Regions from separate parts of the Homo sapiens genome. Here region 2 is linked to region 1. Evidence: read pairs that join two places in POLR2A ChIA-PET (ENCODE). Cell type or tissue: OCI-LY7. All regions are shown on one strand. Each heading gives the region's core, and the rest is flanking DNA. Links, peaks and the distances in the headings are about the cores only. Region 1 holds the start of LOC124903742 (a long non-coding RNA gene). Region 2 has its middle 86 kb from the start of LINC02132.

Evidence for each region. Peaks named below come from ENCODE experiments on the same cell type or tissue, not always from the same donor. Only the 100,000 strongest peaks of a DNase experiment are listed, where the experiment ranks them.
Region 2: POLR2A ChIA-PET joins it to region 1 with 5 read pairs; 4 of 35 experiments call an interaction of 5 or more read pairs at or near these places.

What each region holds. Positions count from the first base shown.
Region 1 is chr16:86,086,095-86,094,400 of GRCh38, forward strand. LOC124903742 (a long non-coding RNA gene) reads right to left here and starts at 3,448. Exons shown (of 2, transcript XR_007065162.1): 1 at 3,268-3,448; 2 at 409-2,579. RefSeq lists enhancers at 1,444-2,069, 2,070-2,694. In OCI-LY7, for the core only: a CTCF peak has its summit at 7,860 (motif pointing right); a DNase peak (open chromatin) is centred at 4,097.
Region 2 is chr16:86,017,740-86,026,054 of GRCh38, forward strand. No RefSeq gene overlaps it. Among named protein-coding and RNA genes, the nearest start is that of LINC02132, 86 kb to the left of the region's middle. In OCI-LY7, for the core only: CTCF peaks have their summits at 1,834, 2,040 and 7,500 (motif pointing left); no DNase peak of the experiment used is centred there.

The DNA.
Region 1 (8,306 bases), core at 307-8,306:
CCTGTGGACTTTGCAGATCAGAGCTTGGGCTTCCATGAGCGAGAGAAATGGACTTTTGTTTATTGGAGTCTTGGTTAGACGCGGTTCAAACCATATAATTTCTAATGCAGATTTTTGAGGTTAAGAGCACGGTTATCATAATTTTACGTGCATCATCTCATTTAATTTTCACAGCCACCCCTCGAGAGAGGTGGGTACCATTGTTATCTCCATTTTGCAGTTGAAAAACCCCGAGCACTTGCCTGCAGTCACGTCATGAATCAAAAGACAGAAACTTACTAGAAACAGGAACTGAGGGTCTCCCCAAAGCAAGTCTTCTGACAATCCAAGATGAGGGTTCCTGCTTCCCAAAGGCAACCAGCCTTTCCCTGAGTATCTCAGGCATTGATGTGTTTTAACCAACAGCCCTTTGCACAAGGTGGCCTTTTAATAAACACTGATTGATTTGTGCTTTTTTGGGAGGGTTGTTGACATGTCAAAAACGGTGGCTCTTACTAAGATGTGAAACTGGTAACAGCAACTCTGCCTCAACGTCTGATGCGGTTATAGGTTCCCAGGAAGCCACAGGCCTCAGGACTCCAGGTTGCTCAAAGGCTGGTGTCTTCCTGAAGGAGGGCTGTTTTCGCGCCCAGCATGGCGGTGGGGTCTGGAGAGCACACCTCTGCCTCTCCTCCAGAAGAAACCTATCCTTCCTTGGAAAGAGCAACAGCATTTCAGCTGGGAATAACATAAGGCTCTGCTACGAGAAAGTGCTTTCACTGACAACTCTCACAAGAAACTCTTGCCTGTCTGTCTTGACTGTCCGCTGCCTAAAACTTGGTGGTTTTACGGGCAGAGTGAAGGATGTGGCTCACACGACTCGGTGGGCCAAGAGGGAGGTATGAGTGATCAGAGAGTCCCGGGTGGAGGGAAGAAGAACCCAGGTGCCTTTTCACAGCGTAGGGACAAGGAGGGCGCAGGGAAGGACCCAACCTGGCCCAGCGGTCTCCCTCGGCGGGCCATGCCCGGCCCTATCCTTCCGCCGCGTCTGCGCCTCCTTTCCCATTGTGTTTGGCTCCCTGGCACCGGATGGACCCGGCTTGGCCACCATGTTCTGAACAGGCGTTCTCACATTTTTCTTCCAAGATGGGCTCAAACATAAACAGCCCCGGATGGTGGGCATCCGGACTCCGGGGGCCCATTGGCTCTATCCGGTGTTTGTCACTTCCCCGGAGACTGCTGGCGGTGAAGGGTGGGGTTTGAGACAGGCATTCATGTGTCCGAGGAGCGGCCAGGACAAATGGGTATGTCGGGAGGTCGGGATCAGAGAGCCCGATGTTTATGCTGCTGGGCCCTGGGACGCGCCCATGTTGGTTGACTCCACCATATGAAGTCTGTTCTGTTTTGCTTCACAGGAAGCTTGCAGCTTGGAAGTGTGTCCAGCGTAAGGCTTCCTAATCACTCTACTGTTTCTGGCTGCCTTTGAGGATTTTGGCAGGAGAGAAACCATTGCTCTACATTTCCCAGGAAATAGTGGGGTCTGAGGTGTCTGGTGCTTGACTCGGACCAAGATGAGCCGAGGGGGTGGCGGTTGGCAGGTCTCATCCAAGATAGCTTTGTCTGTGTCTCAGCCGCTTTGGAACTGGAGGGGATCCCGATAGAGACTTAACACAGTGTTAGTAAGAGGCAAATGTCTGGCCGTGTGATCCTGGGCGACTTCCTGGGAACTAGACTTGCCAAGTTCCAAGCTTTAAACGTTGGCTGGGTCAAGGCACAAATGCACCTGTGTGTGCACGTGGGCACAGATGTGTATGAACGTGTGTGAAGCCCCAGAAAGGACCCCTGGGGTGCTCATTTTTTACCCCCAAGGGAACCAGTCTTGAAAATGAGCAGGCGGGCACTGGGAAGCCCCTCCGAGGGTTGGTGTAATCGGTGGGGGTGAGCCGGCTTCCCAAGGCCATCCATCACACAGAGGGCTGGCGGTATGTTAGCATCGCCTCAGCAAGAGATAGCGGGGGAAAAATGGCCTGGACGGACGATGTGCTTATCTGGCCTGGTGTCTGCGAGGCCTGTCGAAAGGGGATAGGTCCATTCATCAAGCCAGCAGGGGTTACCCCTAGCTGGGGCCCCACAGCACCTCTCACTCCTCTCTGGCCTCCACGTTCTGAACCCACCTGGTCGCCCCACATCTTTTTCATAGACTTGACAAGACTATGTCGTCCAAAGTGGTGATACATGAGGCTTATCTGTGGTGTGTTACAACAGGAGATGCAGATTTTTCTTTGTTTACAGTTTCCAATTCTATGAGCTTGGATGAGTTATACAATTAAACAAAGCAAAGCAATATTGTCTTCTAAGCTAACCTGTGGTTGCAGAGGGAACTCCCAGTCAGGCCATGGACAAGATGTTCGTCATCACTGTTATGTGAGACTTCTGTTGTGTCCAAATAAGTTTTTGCATCACATTCCGTGTTGAGATGGGCGTCCTCAGTGTACAGAGTTGCTTGCTGGTCAATGTGAGGACAGATTGCCAAGATGCAGGGTTGCTATGTCGCACTTTCAACTGACCCCAGATGACAAATGAAACTCCAGGGGCTAATTCTAGACAAAGGAATTTCAGCAGCCCCAGGTGACTTTCAGCAGCTCCCCAACCCCCATCTCGCACCACTCCCCAACCCCCCACCCCTCCCACCCCGCCCCCCACCCCAGGATGTGACTTTCATTTTCATGCCTAAGAGATTCAGGGCCCTGTACCCACTTCCTGGGGACCATGTGCTGTGGCCCTGCCCCTGGGTCTGCTCGCTTAAGGCAGGTAGGTGAGGGATTTCTGGCATGCCATGGCTAAGGGGACCCAGCATCCCTCCAGCTCGCTCTTTGAGCATCTCCCAGTGCCCGGTGTAGCCAGCTGAGCAAGGCAAGGCGGGAGCAATGGACGTAAGGGCAGGCAGAGCTGAGGCTCCCACAGGGGTGCCCCAGGGTCTCTGGACCCTCCCTGGATGCGCTCCGCCCCTGAAAGCTGCCTGGCTTACCTGCAGCCTGGGAGTGGCCTCTGGCCACTGACACATCTGTACTCAGAGAGGCTGCCGGCTGACACTCCCGCTCAGATGGTCTTTGTTGGACATTATCTTCTAGGTGGGGGATGGGGGGGATGGGGAATGCCCAGGGGACCAGACGGCCCCTGTCAGTTGCCCTGTGGGTGACCTCCACCTGCCTCAAGGAGGTGATCCTCATTAGCCAGGTAGATGATAACAAGAATGGCAATAATAAATAGCAGAAGTGGAAGACCTACCACTGTGTGCCAGGCCATGTATGGATGTCATTCTCTGCAACACCCCTGTCAGGGCAGGTGTCCCTGAGCCTGCGCTGCAGCCGAGGGATCCCAGGCTCTGAGCAGGGTAACCATACCCCAGCTCCGTGTGCAGCTCAGTGTTGGCCCCTGAGCCCGGGCTGTGCCTCCTGCTCTTTGGCCCAGCTCATTCAATCTCCATGGTTGCCGGGAGGGAGGGCCTATTGTGATGCCCGTTTTGCAGACAGGCATGGGGTGACTCGCGTTTACAGGTGAGGAAATGGGCTCAGATTGGGGGAGACGCTGGCAGCTGGAACTGGGAGCCCTGTTCCTGCAACACAAACTCACAGGGAAGCCAGACGCAGGGGCCAGAGGCCCGAGGGGGAGCTGGGCTGGGAGGGTCTGGATTTGGCTCTCTTGCCTTCCCAGTGAGGGGATTCAGGGGGATCTCGACCACACCCCCAGGGAGAGCAGGGGATGTTATTGACGGAACCATTCCTACCTGTTAACTATGTGCTGCGTGCTGCTAGGAGCATCATCTCCCCATGTTCCCTCCACAGTCCTCTTCTCAGCCCCATCTTATAGATGAGGGAACTGAGGCCAAGAGAGAATGCGTGACTTTGCCAGTGTTGCTCAGCTAGGAAGAGATGGAGCTGGGATTTGAACCCAGGCCCAGGTGACTCTGCAGCCCCCCAGGGAAGGTTGTTGCTCCCTGGCCAGGAAGCACCGTCTGCACTCACAGGTCACTTCCCAGGTGACTTTCAGCAGCCTCCACCGAGACATGACTTTCATTTTCATGCCTAAGAGATTCAGGGCCCTGTACCCACTTCCTGGGGACCATGTGCTATGGCCCTGCCCCTGGGGACTCTCCCTTAAGGCCCGTGGGTCCACTTTTGCAATTTGTATTTGAAAAACAGGAACAAGGCCAGTACCCTGGTTGTTCCTCCTCAGGGCTTGGGAGCTTTTCCCAAATGAACGAGAGACTTCTTGGGTGGGTTTGGCTGCTGTCTGCCACGGTGGAGTCTCTCCTTTAGTCTCTGCCCTAGCCTGTGTTCTTTCCCTGGGTTTCCAGAGCAAAGGCATTTTAGAACACAGTGGTGTCTGTTCTTAGGGGTCTGGTGACTGTTTTTTGTTTTTTTTTTGTAGGCAGTGTGGGCTGTCGCTGTGCCCTTCTAACTTGACCCCAGAATGTAGCGTCGTTATCGGGCCATCTCTGCAGCCTGTGTGAGTCCAGTTGAATTATGTCAGGGAGGTTATCAAGGGACACACGGTAGTTCTGCCAGGGCAGCCGGGTCTTGGGGTTAAAGGGCAAAGGTCAGCATCTACCGGGGGCTCCATGTGGGATGGATTAAGTTGCCACCATGCTTGGGTGGCGGGTGGCCCGAGGGAGGACTCAGCCACTCCTAGGCCAGACCCTGTTGAAGTCACCTTGGTGTGAACCACAGGGCTCAGATCTCTAAGAATTGACTCAGTTTTTCTCTGGGAGGAAAAATCCAGTAGGCTCTTTGGAATCAGGATGGATGCTTACAGGGGAACAGTGTCTGTGGGAGTGGAGGGTCTTGGTTTCTGTGTGTGGTGGCTCCAGGCTTGGAGTGGGAAGGGGTGGGTGAACTCCTCAGCCAGAGCATTCATGGACACACAGTTGAGGACCCTGGGTTCAAGGGGTGGGCTTGAAAGCTGTGAAGCCTGTATGGGCTCTCTAGATCTAAGACATCAGAAACTCAAGGGGCCCCAGAGAAATAAGAAAAGTCCTATTTCCAATGAACTTTCCAGAACACCACAACCAGAAAATCTAGCTATTGAATGTCAGCAAAGAGGAATTCTATTTGCATTCTCTTTTTGTGGGGGTAGGGTACAGGTTCTCCCTCTGTCACCCAGGATGGAGTGCAGTGGTGCGATCACCGCTCACTGCAGCGTCAGCCTCCCTGGGTTCAAGCAATTCTCCCACCACAGCCTCCCAAGTAGCTGGGACTACAGCTGCAGGCCACCATTATTAAAATTAGCCACAAAAAGTAGCTGTGGCTAATTTTTAACTTTTTTTTTTTGTAGTGGTGGGGGTCTCACTATGTTGCCCAGGCTTATTTCAAACTCCTGTCTTCAAGCAATCCTCCCACCTCAGCCTCTCAAAATGCTGGGATTACAGGCATGAGCCACCATGCCTGGCCACATTGTCCTTACTTTGAATTATATATGAGGTACAGGGGGATTCTAATCATTTACTGAAGAAATATTTATTAAGCAGCTGCTGTGTACCAGGCACTATTCTAGGAATAAGAGATAACATTAGTAGGGAGATAAACCTCTAAACAAACAAACGAAAAAATCCCTGCCCTCTGTGGTTTATCCTCCAGTGGTGAGATAGCAAAACATAGCAAAGGAGTAAAATATGTAGTTGGATAGGAGACAATAAAGATTGTAAAAATAAAATAGACCACGGTGAGGACAGGGGAGCTATGTGGGTTTGGGGTGGATTTTTGAAAGGAGTGGTGATAAAATGATGTCCCATTGTCTCTAGGATCAGGGGCTTTAAAAGCTCATTCAGGGCCAATATTAGTCCGTGAAACAATTTGGATCCCCACCCCCACCAGTATGTGCCAGCCTCAGTTTACAAATCTCCGAGAGGAGGCCACTCACAGGGCATCTTTAGTAGTTACTGGGAAAGTTACTCAAGGTGTCTCTGGAAGGGCTTGCAGAATGGGCCATTCCCAAATCGGGGCTTGGAGAAGCCTGCAGAATATGCAAAGAGGCCTCAGCAAGGAGGCAGAGGAGGCCCGGACCGAGGAAGGGAAATGAAGAGATGGTTGTGCCTAGGGTTTTGGAATTCCCCGTGGAGTTGGGATTTGCTGTGATTAGACACCATCCTGGCCAGGCGTGGTGGCTCACGCCTGTATCCTGGCACTTTGAGAGGCTGGGGTGGGTGGATCACTTGAAGTCAGGAGTTCGAGACCAGCCTGGCCAACATGGTGGAACCCCACCTCTATTAAAAATACAAAAAGAAAACAGGCATGGTGGTGGGCTCCTGTAGTCCCAGCTACTCAGGAGGCTGAGGCAGGAGAATTGCTTGAACCTGGGAGGCAGAGGCTGCAGTGGCTGAGATGGCACCACTACACTCCAGTCTGGGCGAGTGAGACTCTGTCTCAAAAAAAAAAAAAAAAAAAAAAAAAAGACACTCTCCTGAGGGCATTTACTAAGAAGGCCCCCAATGACGAGAAAGTGTAATGTATTGCAATTCCAGCGTAACAGGCTAATAATAACATGTGAATGGTTATTATTAATGACTCCCCCGTGGTCTCCAGTGCCAGGGGCTCCCTACACACTGGGCGGGTGAGGAACTGCTGGCGCTTACTGAGCTTGGAACACGGGCCGGGACCTGGGCTGTTTGTGTCTCCTGCGATGCTAGAACACATCAGCTGGAAGGCTCACAGCCACAGAAACGTGTCCTCTCCCAGTCCTGGAGGCTGGAAGTCCAACATCAAGGCCTTGGCAGGGTTGTGCCCCCTCCAAAACCTCTAGAGGGGGATCCTTCCCACCTCCTCCAGTTCCCGGTGGCCCCGCGTATTCCTGGGCTTGCAGCTGCATCGCTCCAATCTCCGCCATGTGGACACATCGTCTCCTCTTCTGTTTCTTATGAGGAGTCCTGTCGTTCGATCTGGGGCCCAACCTCATTGAGGACACTCTCATCTGCAGATCCCTAACTTAATCCCATCTGCAAAAACTGCTTTTCCAAGTGGGCTCCCATGCGCAGGCCTCAGGGCTTGGGCTGTGGACATCTCTTATCGGGGGCCACCATTCCACTCACTCCCCAGGCTAAGTACTCAGTGCCCCAAATCTCAATCCTTGCAACAACCCCCATCCTCTATGTAGAGAGGAGGAAACCGGGTCTGGGGGCATTGACGCAATTGCCCAAGGTCACACAGCGGCAAACTGTTGAGTCCATCTGAGCCTGCATCTCCCCAGGTGTCCTTCCCGGCCGGCCTCGGCACAGGACAGACGCCAGAGGTGGGAAGGCCTGAGGTTTTCCCGAATTCCTCCTCCTCCAAACAGCAAAATTATGCAACAGTTAAGAAGCAGTCACAGGATGCGGAAGAGGCTGTGGAAGGACCCAGGAAAACTGTGGATGGTTTTTGAGAGGCACGTGAAGATTAACCAGGGCTGTATCCGCACCACATGGGTTTATTGAGATGGTGATTGTGGCTGTGGTTACAATATTCATTATTGTATAAGCTACCCCTGCTCCTAGCCCTCACCGTAACTCTGTGCCCTGTTTTTTTTTTTTTTTTTAAGAGCCATGCATTTATTGCCTGATAGGTCCTCATGGTCACCTTTCAAGCTAAGTTCTAGCTTCAGCCCTATTTTACAGTTAGGAACACTGAGAACTGTTTTGCTCACTTTCAACTTGGCTCCCTGTCTGAAAAATTCCATCTAGGCTCATGAACTCTGTCCTCCAACCCCTCTCTCCTCTCCCCAAATGGAGGTGCATGTCTGGAATAGATCCGATGGCCTTTTTACCTGGAGGGCAGTGAGTGGTCGCTTCCTGGCTCTCTTCTGGGCAGGCCTGCAGGGGGTGCTACTGGGGATCCTGGCAGACTGAGGACACTGGGGCTCCTTTGGGTGCCTGTGGCCTGGGAGGCAGGCCTGGGTCCCGGGTGAGGCCACAGCTGCGGGTGGGCCCACCTAACTAGGGCACAGGAGGCTGCCAGGAACGCAGGAAAGCACCGAGGTCTTGGAACAAACACAGCGCGGGGTGCTTGCAGAAGGGAAATGAACACAAATCTGGCTGCAGCATGGACCGCCACCTCCCATACAAGCCTGTCCACTGTCCCCACCTCTCACTGGGCCCTGGAGAGACTGGAGTCCAGAAATGCTGTCCGTAGTGAGGCCTCTGGCCCCTTCCCTGGAAGACCGGCTTGGACTCACTTTCCGAAAAAGGCCTGCACCAGGTCATCTTCCTGGGTGCCTGGCCCCTCAGGCTCCCCTGGACTGAGTCTTGGCAGCTGCAGCTGCACCTGGCCAGGAGGCCAAGTTCTGAGCTCCAGGGTTCT
Region 2 (8,315 bases), core at 1-8,000, 69 kb before region 1:
GGAAAACATAGTATATATAGTGCTTGGTGTTATCCAAGGTGCCAGACATCCACTGGGGGTCTTGAAATGTATCCCCTGAGGGTAAGCGGGGAAAACTGTATGTATGCAAGAGAAATGTAAACATCTGTTTACCTAAAGACATAGAGAAGAAACGTCGTAGCGACATGGTTCAGTTTAGACAGCAGTGAGGTCGGGAAACTATTGCCACAGGCTACAGCCAGCACAGCTTTAGCAACATGATGTTGAGCAAATAGTCTAGATTCTGCAGAGCTGGTCCAGGGCCCCCCAAGTGCAGACCTGCCCCCTTTCCCCCTCTGAAGTTTTATGATTGCAAATCAGATATCATTTTCTCATCAACATATATTATGATTCCAGAATGTATTTCCACCCCCCTCAAATTGTGTGACTCTGTTTATAATAAGTTCAACAGCAGGTGAAAGCAATCTGTGCTGTTAGAAGTCAGGAGAGTGGCTACCCTTCTGGAGGAGAGGGAGAGGTGGCGGGGAGGGTGGTGATCACAAGGGCTTCTGGATACTCCTGGAGGGGCTGACTGATGTCCTGTTCCTTTTTTCTAGGTGCTAGTTACACGGGTGTGTTCAGTTTGTGAAATTCCTCAAGCAGTATGCCAAGGATTTGTGCACTTTATATATGTCACATTTCCATAAAACATTTACATCTTAAAAAAAGGAGGGTGGGATAAGGGGCTGTCTTGGGGTCATTCTGGCCCTGCTGTGCCTCGGCTCTCTCAGTCTAGCCCTGCTTCCTTTTTTTTTTTTTTTTCTTTTTTTTTCAGCTGTGCTCAGCGCCCAGGGAAAGATCCCAGTGGTGGGTGGGGTGGGCTCCTTGCTTGGGGTTTGGCAGGGTTTTCTGAGGTCACGCCAAGAGGCTGCTGTGGAGGGAGAGATGCGTAAGGACTGAATTTCCTTGCAGGGTCTGACTCTGGGCTGCAAAGTGGTTTCCTGGGCAACCAGTTGTTGTGAGAAAAACAGAACAGTGAGAGAACATGGCAGGGTCAGATGAGGAAAGATACTCTGGGGAACTCACGCACGCAGAGGAATAAGAGGAAGCAGTAAGCGTTGGGGCTGGGTCAGGGTCCTCAAAGCGCAGACCTGCCCCTCTTCCCACTTTTGGAGTGTTATGTTTGCAGATAAGATCTCATTTTCTCATAGACATATATTATGATTCCAGAATGTCTTTCCATCCCCCTCAAATTGTGGGGTCTGTGAAATATGGCTGTGAAATTCGATCCCCAGGTTGGGGGTCAAATACGGTGTCTTGTCCGTTTGGGTGGCTATAACAAATTACCATAAACAGAGTGGCTTATAAACAACAGAAAGTGATAAGTCACTTCTGGAGGCTGGAAGTCTGAGACTAAGGTGCCAGCAGGTTTAGGGTCTGTGATGGCTGCTTCCTGCTACATGGATGGCGCCTTGTGCTGTGTCTTTGCGTGGTGGAAGGGGCGAGGCAGCTCTCCAGCGTTTCTTTCATGAGGGCACTAATCCCATCATGAGGGCTCTGCCCTCCTGACCTTATCACCTCTCAAAGGCCCCACTTCCTAATGCCATCAGCTCGGGGATTACAGTTTAAACATGTGAATTTTGGGGGAGCACACATTCAGAAAATGTCATATGAGCACATTGAAAATTTAAAAAAACAATCACTTACATCCCAGTTGTCTTTATTTGTAGAAAGTCCAGTATTGCATCTTGAAGATCCTCACCTTCCCTATTGTCCGTGAAGTCTGGGGGCATTCTGGGTCCATGGGGGAGGTCAGCAACCTTCAAACTGCAGGTGGAGGGAGGGTCCTAAAATGGTTGAGCCTCTCGCTGGAGCTGCTGCGCCAGTGGTGACCACACTGTGTCGCTGTTGAACACTGGGTTTGCATAGCCTGAGGAACGCTGGCTTTCCACTGAAGTGGGGCCCCCAGGACAGCGCCTTCCAGGCACACCCAGGTGCTCAGCTTCCGTTCTCCCAAATAAAGCATCAGGCAATAAAACACCAAGGTCGCTGGGGCCAGAGGTACTTCCAGTCTCCCTAGAGATGGGACAAAACCTCCCCAACATCGCACAGCCGAAAGACCAGGCTCCTGAACACATGCACACACACACACGTGTGTGTCCTGATGTGTACACACGTATGCACACACATGCACACACATGTACACATGCACACACGCATGCACACATGCACACACATAATGCACACACAAACTCCCTTTCTCTCTCTCTCTCTGCATTACGTAGTTTGGAGCTGTGAAGCTGAAAGCTATTCTAAGATACTTTAGGGCTGACTTTGCTCCAGCTAAAGATCCCACAAAGATCCCCTGTGGAAGCTCACATGGGGTCTACACGGGGTAGGATATAAGTTTGGGCTGCAGAGTTAGATATTTTTGTATTCAAGTCTTGGTTCTGCCAAATGCAACCTGTGGGTTTTGGGCAAGTAGTTTCGTCTCTCAGAACCTTATAAAATGGATAATAGAGTAGTACCCCTCCGATAGGGCTGTTGTCAGGGACAAGGAACTAATACCCATGAAGCACTGCTTAAAGGTTTCTCCTCCAAGGGCTTTGGCTCTTGGGGACTCTTTTGCCTCTGTGCCTGGCTGCAGGCTCTCCCTAAGGACTGAGTTCTGGGGTTGTCTTGCCTTCTGCCCACCCTGGAATCAGCCATTTCTTCAAGGAGCTTGGGCTCTGGCGTTCCTATGCCCCAAACTCCCTGGATACTTGTAATGTGAAACCAGGTTGAGGACTGCACAGCATCTTTGTTCTTTCTAGTATTTGAAGAACCACCTGGTGTGAGTGTTCACTGTGTGCTGGGGGTATCATCTGATTTGATCCTCACAAACCACCGCACAAGGGAAAATTGTTAACCAGTTTTGCACATAAAAAAACAAAGGCTGCCCGAATTAGGCAATGTGTCCAGGGTCACACACAGAGTGTGGACAGAGCAGGATTTGAACCCAGGCCCCTTTTTCTCTAGAGCCCTTTGCTTCCTCTCTGCCTCTACTTCTCAGCCTTCCAGCCCGGGAGCTATGAAAATCAGCCTTCCCTACAGGCTCAAGCCTGCACTCCTCCCATCCCACTTAATATGTTCTCCCACACGGTTTTATGTTGCAATTTTCATTCATTCATTCATTCATTTTGCAGGTCGTTTTGCATGTAAAGCCAGGCTGATCCAGAGCAGGCAGGTGGCATGCAAGGCTGAGGGACTGGCAGGCTGGCAGCATTGCCCAGAGGAGCTCAGTCTGGGAGCACAGAGACAGCGCATCTCTGGGACCAGACTCTGCAGGCACAGAGTGAGGACCAGCAGCTCTCCTCTGGCTGCAGCCCTTGTATATAAGGCTGCAAAGCTGCAATCATCTCGAGGAACTCTGTGCAGCAGCAGGAGCTTATCCCAGAGGGAAACACCTGGAGGAGCCCGGGAGTCAGGCATCATGGGCCGCGGGTCTCAGACTCTGTCCAAGAAGCAGTCAGGGGAAGATGCCATCTTTCCTCAGACCATCACCCCTACGCTGGGCCTGGCTGCATGGAGCGTCTGTGACTACTTGATTAGGTTTAGACTCCCCATTTAAAAAGGAAATTCAGGCTCATGAAAAAAGATTTGGAAAATACACAAATAATACTCATTTGCACACTCAACATCCACTGTTCTTGGCATTTGGGTGTCCTTCCTTCTTTCCTTCCTTCCTTCCTTCCTTCCTTCCTTTCTCTTTTTTTTTTTTTTTTTTTGAGATGGAGTTTCACTCTTGTTGCCCAGGTTGGAGTGCAATGGCGTGATCTCAGCTCACCACAACCTCCACCTCCCGGGTTCAAGCGGTTCTCCTGCCTCAGCCTCCCGAGTAGCTGGGATTACAGGCATGCGCCACCATGCCCGGCTAATTTTGTATTTTTAGTAGAGATGAGGTTTCTCCATGTTGGTCAGGCTGGTCTCGAACTCCTGACCTCAGGTGATCCGCCTGCCTCTGTCGGCCTCTCAAAATGCTGGGAATAGAGGCGTGAGCCACTGCGCCCAGCCGTTTGCGTGTCTTTCTTTCCAGATTCCACTTGCTGCCCATGTGCTGTCAGGTGATTCTCAGTTGACATCTTATCACCGCCATGTCCTAATAATAATAATAATAAAATACGACTTGGAGCACATGCTGGGACCTGCTATAACCTGCACGCCATGAGCTCCTTCAGTTCTATGATGACGCTTTGAAGGGGGAAATTTCACCCCTCCCTGTTTGACAGATGAAGTCACTGGGGCAAAGCCACGCAGCTAGAGCCAAGCTTTGAGGCCAGGCAGCTTTGCACAAAGGCGACTGCACAGACCACCTGTTCTTACTCCTCCTACAGCAGTGACTGAGTTCCTTCCAGCTGAAGGTTCTGTCTGGAGCTCCCAGGACTCTGCGATGGTGAAAACTGCATCCCTGAGAGTCTGTTAATTCCTTCAGGGACCCTCCAAGACTGGGGCTTGACTCAGCTTCCAGCGTAGCCAGGCCTTTCTGGAGTCTTCCAACCCCTGGTATCAGCTCTTTCTCGTGGGAGGCTAAGAGTCCAGAGGATCCAAGTGACCCTGGTCCTTGTCTCTGTCCACCAAAGGCTCCTGAAATAAAACAGAGTTGGTAGATCTGTTTCCAAGTGACAACACCCCTTGTCTGTCCCCACCAGAGGCTCTTGAAATAAAACCCTGAGTTGGTAGGTCTGTTGCTTGCTGCTGAAATGCAAGCTCAGGGCTCCCTGGGTTTTGAACACCATTTGGGGCTCTGAGTACCTGTGGGGGAAGGGAAGCCTTCACTATCAGCATGGCCTCTTCACCCCGCCTGCCCGTCTGCTGACACCTCTGCGGGTGTCTCCTCCTTCTCTGCAGAGGGAGAGATAAGCATCTTTCTAAAGGAGGCAACTGGTCACCTTCTGGCACAAATTAAACCGCAGAGGCTCCTGAGGACATGCCGGGAGTCACTCTGAGCTCCTTGTAACCGTGAGGGGCTGGCTGGCTGCTGGGGCTCTGGGTCCCCCAGACCCATCCATCAGCTGGGCGGCTTTGATTCTGATAGTGGTTTGATCTGCAGTGACAGGAGTGGGGGAGGAGGTTTATGGCCCCCACTTCCCCCAGGCCTTGGAGCTCAGTGGCTCCAGAGGGGACCTTGTCCAGCCAGGTGGTGGCCTGCATCTGGTCTAACAGGCTGCTGGCCTGGAGAATTGACAAGAAACTAGCTACAAACAGCTCCATGTGGGGCTGCAGATCTACGTTTTGAATACTTGTCTCATTTATTACAATAACTTGAGGGTAGGTATTAGTGCATCACTTTTCACATGAGGAAACAGGCTCAGATAGGGTAAGTTGTCTAAGGCTGCCCAGCTAGGAAGCAGAGCTGGGTTTTAGACAGGTCTATCTGACACTATAGCTCAGTGTCTTCTGATTTTCCCCAAAGTTTCCCAAATGGAGGGGCGGGTGGGGCTGACTCTGGGCCCTAAAAAGTCCTGACACCATGGGAGAGAAAAGGCTGTGCTGAGACCTTCTGTTCACATGAAGGAGAAAGTCTCAGGGTGGTTCCAATAGGTCTTTAACCCTCAGTAGCATTTGCTCATCTCTCTTGGGATTTTATTGTTATTGTTGTTTGTTTTGGATACAAATTTGTTTGTTTTAATTTTTTCATATATTAACTTCTTTTTGAAATAATTTCAAGCTTACAGAAGAGTTGCCAGTGTGCAACAACTGAACCTTAGAGTGTAACTTGCCGACCTGATGTGCCTTCACCCCTGGATGCTTGGTGTAAGCCTCCTACACACCAGGACTTTTCCCTGCAGAGCTATAAAAGCGTCATCAAAATCAGCAGCTACACTGGCACATTGTTGCCATGCAACCCTCAGACCATGCTCAACTTTCCCCAGTTGTTTGAAAAAGACTCAGAGCCTTAGACAGCCCTCAGTTTCAAGCTAGGATTTAATAACGTTGTCTTCTTTCGTTTTAACTCGTTTGGATGATTGATTACTTTCTGTTTATTGCTGGCAGCATCAGCTTCCTTTTAAGGTTGTGATATAAATTCCATTATATCTAATATTTTAAAATTTGTTGAGGTTTGTTTTATGACCAGGGTATGGTCTATCTTGGTGAAGGTTCCATGGAGCCTTAAAAAGAGTGTGCATTCTGCTGTTGTTCATTAGAATGTTTTATAAATGTCCATTAGATCCTGTTGGTTGATGGTGCTGTTCGGCTCTTCTATATCCTTGCTGATTTTCTGTCCAGTAGTTTCATCAGTTGCTGGGAGAAGGGCGTTGATGTCTTGAACTATAATTGTGAATTTGTCTGTTTCTTCTTTCAGTTCTATCAGTTTTTGCTTCACATATTTTGAAACTCTACTGTTTGGTGCATACATATTCGAGATTGCTATGTCTTCTTGGTAGATTGACTCTTTTATCATTGTACAATGTCCCTTTTGGTCCCTGATAATTTTCTTTGCTCTAAAGTCCACTTTATTTGATATTAATATAGACAGGCCTCCTTTGTATGGATTAATGTGCTTGAAATATATATATATATATATATATGCATACATACACATACATATATATATATTTAAAACTTTGTCTACCTATGTAACTATATTTGAAGTGAGTTTCTTTTAGACAGTGTATAGTTAGGTCATTAAAAAAAATCATTCTGCCAACCTCTGTCTTTTAATTGGTGTATCTAGGCCATTTACATTTAATGTAATTTTTGACAGAGTAGGACTTAAATCTCCCATTTTATTGATTCTGTTTTTTCCTTCTGTGCATCATTCCTCTATTTCCATTTTCCTATCTTTCTATGGGTTACTTGAACATTTTTAAAAAGAATTCCATTTATATATTTGAGTATATTTCTTTGAATGGTTTTTTAATGGTATTACATTATACATACATATCACAGTCATGAAGTTTTCCTTAAAGTTAATTTAAGTAAAAAAGTGAGCTGATCGAATAAGATATTGAGTAAATAGCAGTTAACACTCACAGAGTGGTTACTCTCTGTTAGGCATTTTCCTAATTGCTTTACAAGTATTAACTCATTTAATTCTCAGATAACGTCATGATGTAGATTATGATTCCTGTTTCCTAGTTAAGGAAACAAAGGGACAGAGAGGTTAAATCACTTGCCAAAAGCCACACAGCCAGTAAGTGGCAGAGTGGGGATTGGGACCCAGGCTGCCTGGCTCAGACTCCGTGTTCCTGACCATCATGTGATGATATGGCAGAAACTGTGAAGGTGGACTGCATGGTCTAAATTTGGGAAACCTTCTACTTGGCCGTATTTGTTTCCAGACCCTCTGCCATGAGATCCTTACTCTCCTGGTAGAAGAAGAGAGAGAAAGGGTGGCTCTGTAGCTGTTTTGAAAATATCATGAAGGTGCAGCCATAGAGAAGCTTGTAGGGCTCTTGTGTTCCCAAGGCTGCCGAGCCCAGGTGTTGGGGGCGGGATGGAGGAAAGGGGAGGAGTGGCCTCTCTGCCATCTAGTGGTGCGCCGCATGCACCCATATGCCACCTGCTCATGCTCTTCAAGGTTGCCCAGACCACCCTCTCTCCCTCACTCCCTCCCTTCCTCCCCAGCTCCCACATCTTTCCTTCCATTCTTCCTTCCATTCTTCTTTCTTTCTTTCTGTCTCTGTCTCTTCCACTTCTCTGCAGGTCTCTTGGCTTATCTCTGTTGGTTTCTGTGAGCATCTCTCTCCTCGTCTCCCTGTCTCCCTGCTCTGTCTCCCTATCTCTGGTCCACAGCCCCACAGCTCTTCACCCTCCTTAGTTGTCTCTTAGCACAGCCCCGGGGCCAGGGCTGAGGCTTTGCGGCCCTGCTTTCAAGCAGACAAGATCAGTCCAATGTTCTGACAAGTGGAGACCTGGTTTCTTTGCCAGCTTCGGTTCTTCTTTGCAGGAGGGTCGGGATTTGGGGAAAGGAAAAAAGCCATATTCTTGAAGAAAGGAGAAGCAGGTTTGGGACCCTCTAAGTTTTGAAAACCCAGACCCTTCCCAGGCAAGCTCATCTCAGGAGGGCAGAGCCAGTCCCCCTGCACATTCTGAGGTAGGTTGCACCAGGGAGCCCAGGCCAGGCTGGCAGGGGAGTGGCCCTGGATAAGAAGCACACCCTCCAAGTCAGGAGGCTCCCCACCCCCGGGGGAGGACAGAGGAGGATGTGTGGGCAAGGCCATTGGCTTCCTGCTCTCCACCTCCTTGCAGATGCCCTGAGGGCCCACGCCTGTCTCCTGGGGAACATGGAGGACTGAGCTGTAGGAGCCAGGAGAGCCAGGTCCCATAGTGGATCAGCTGTGGCCTTCATAGAGGACTGCCCTGGAAATGTCCAT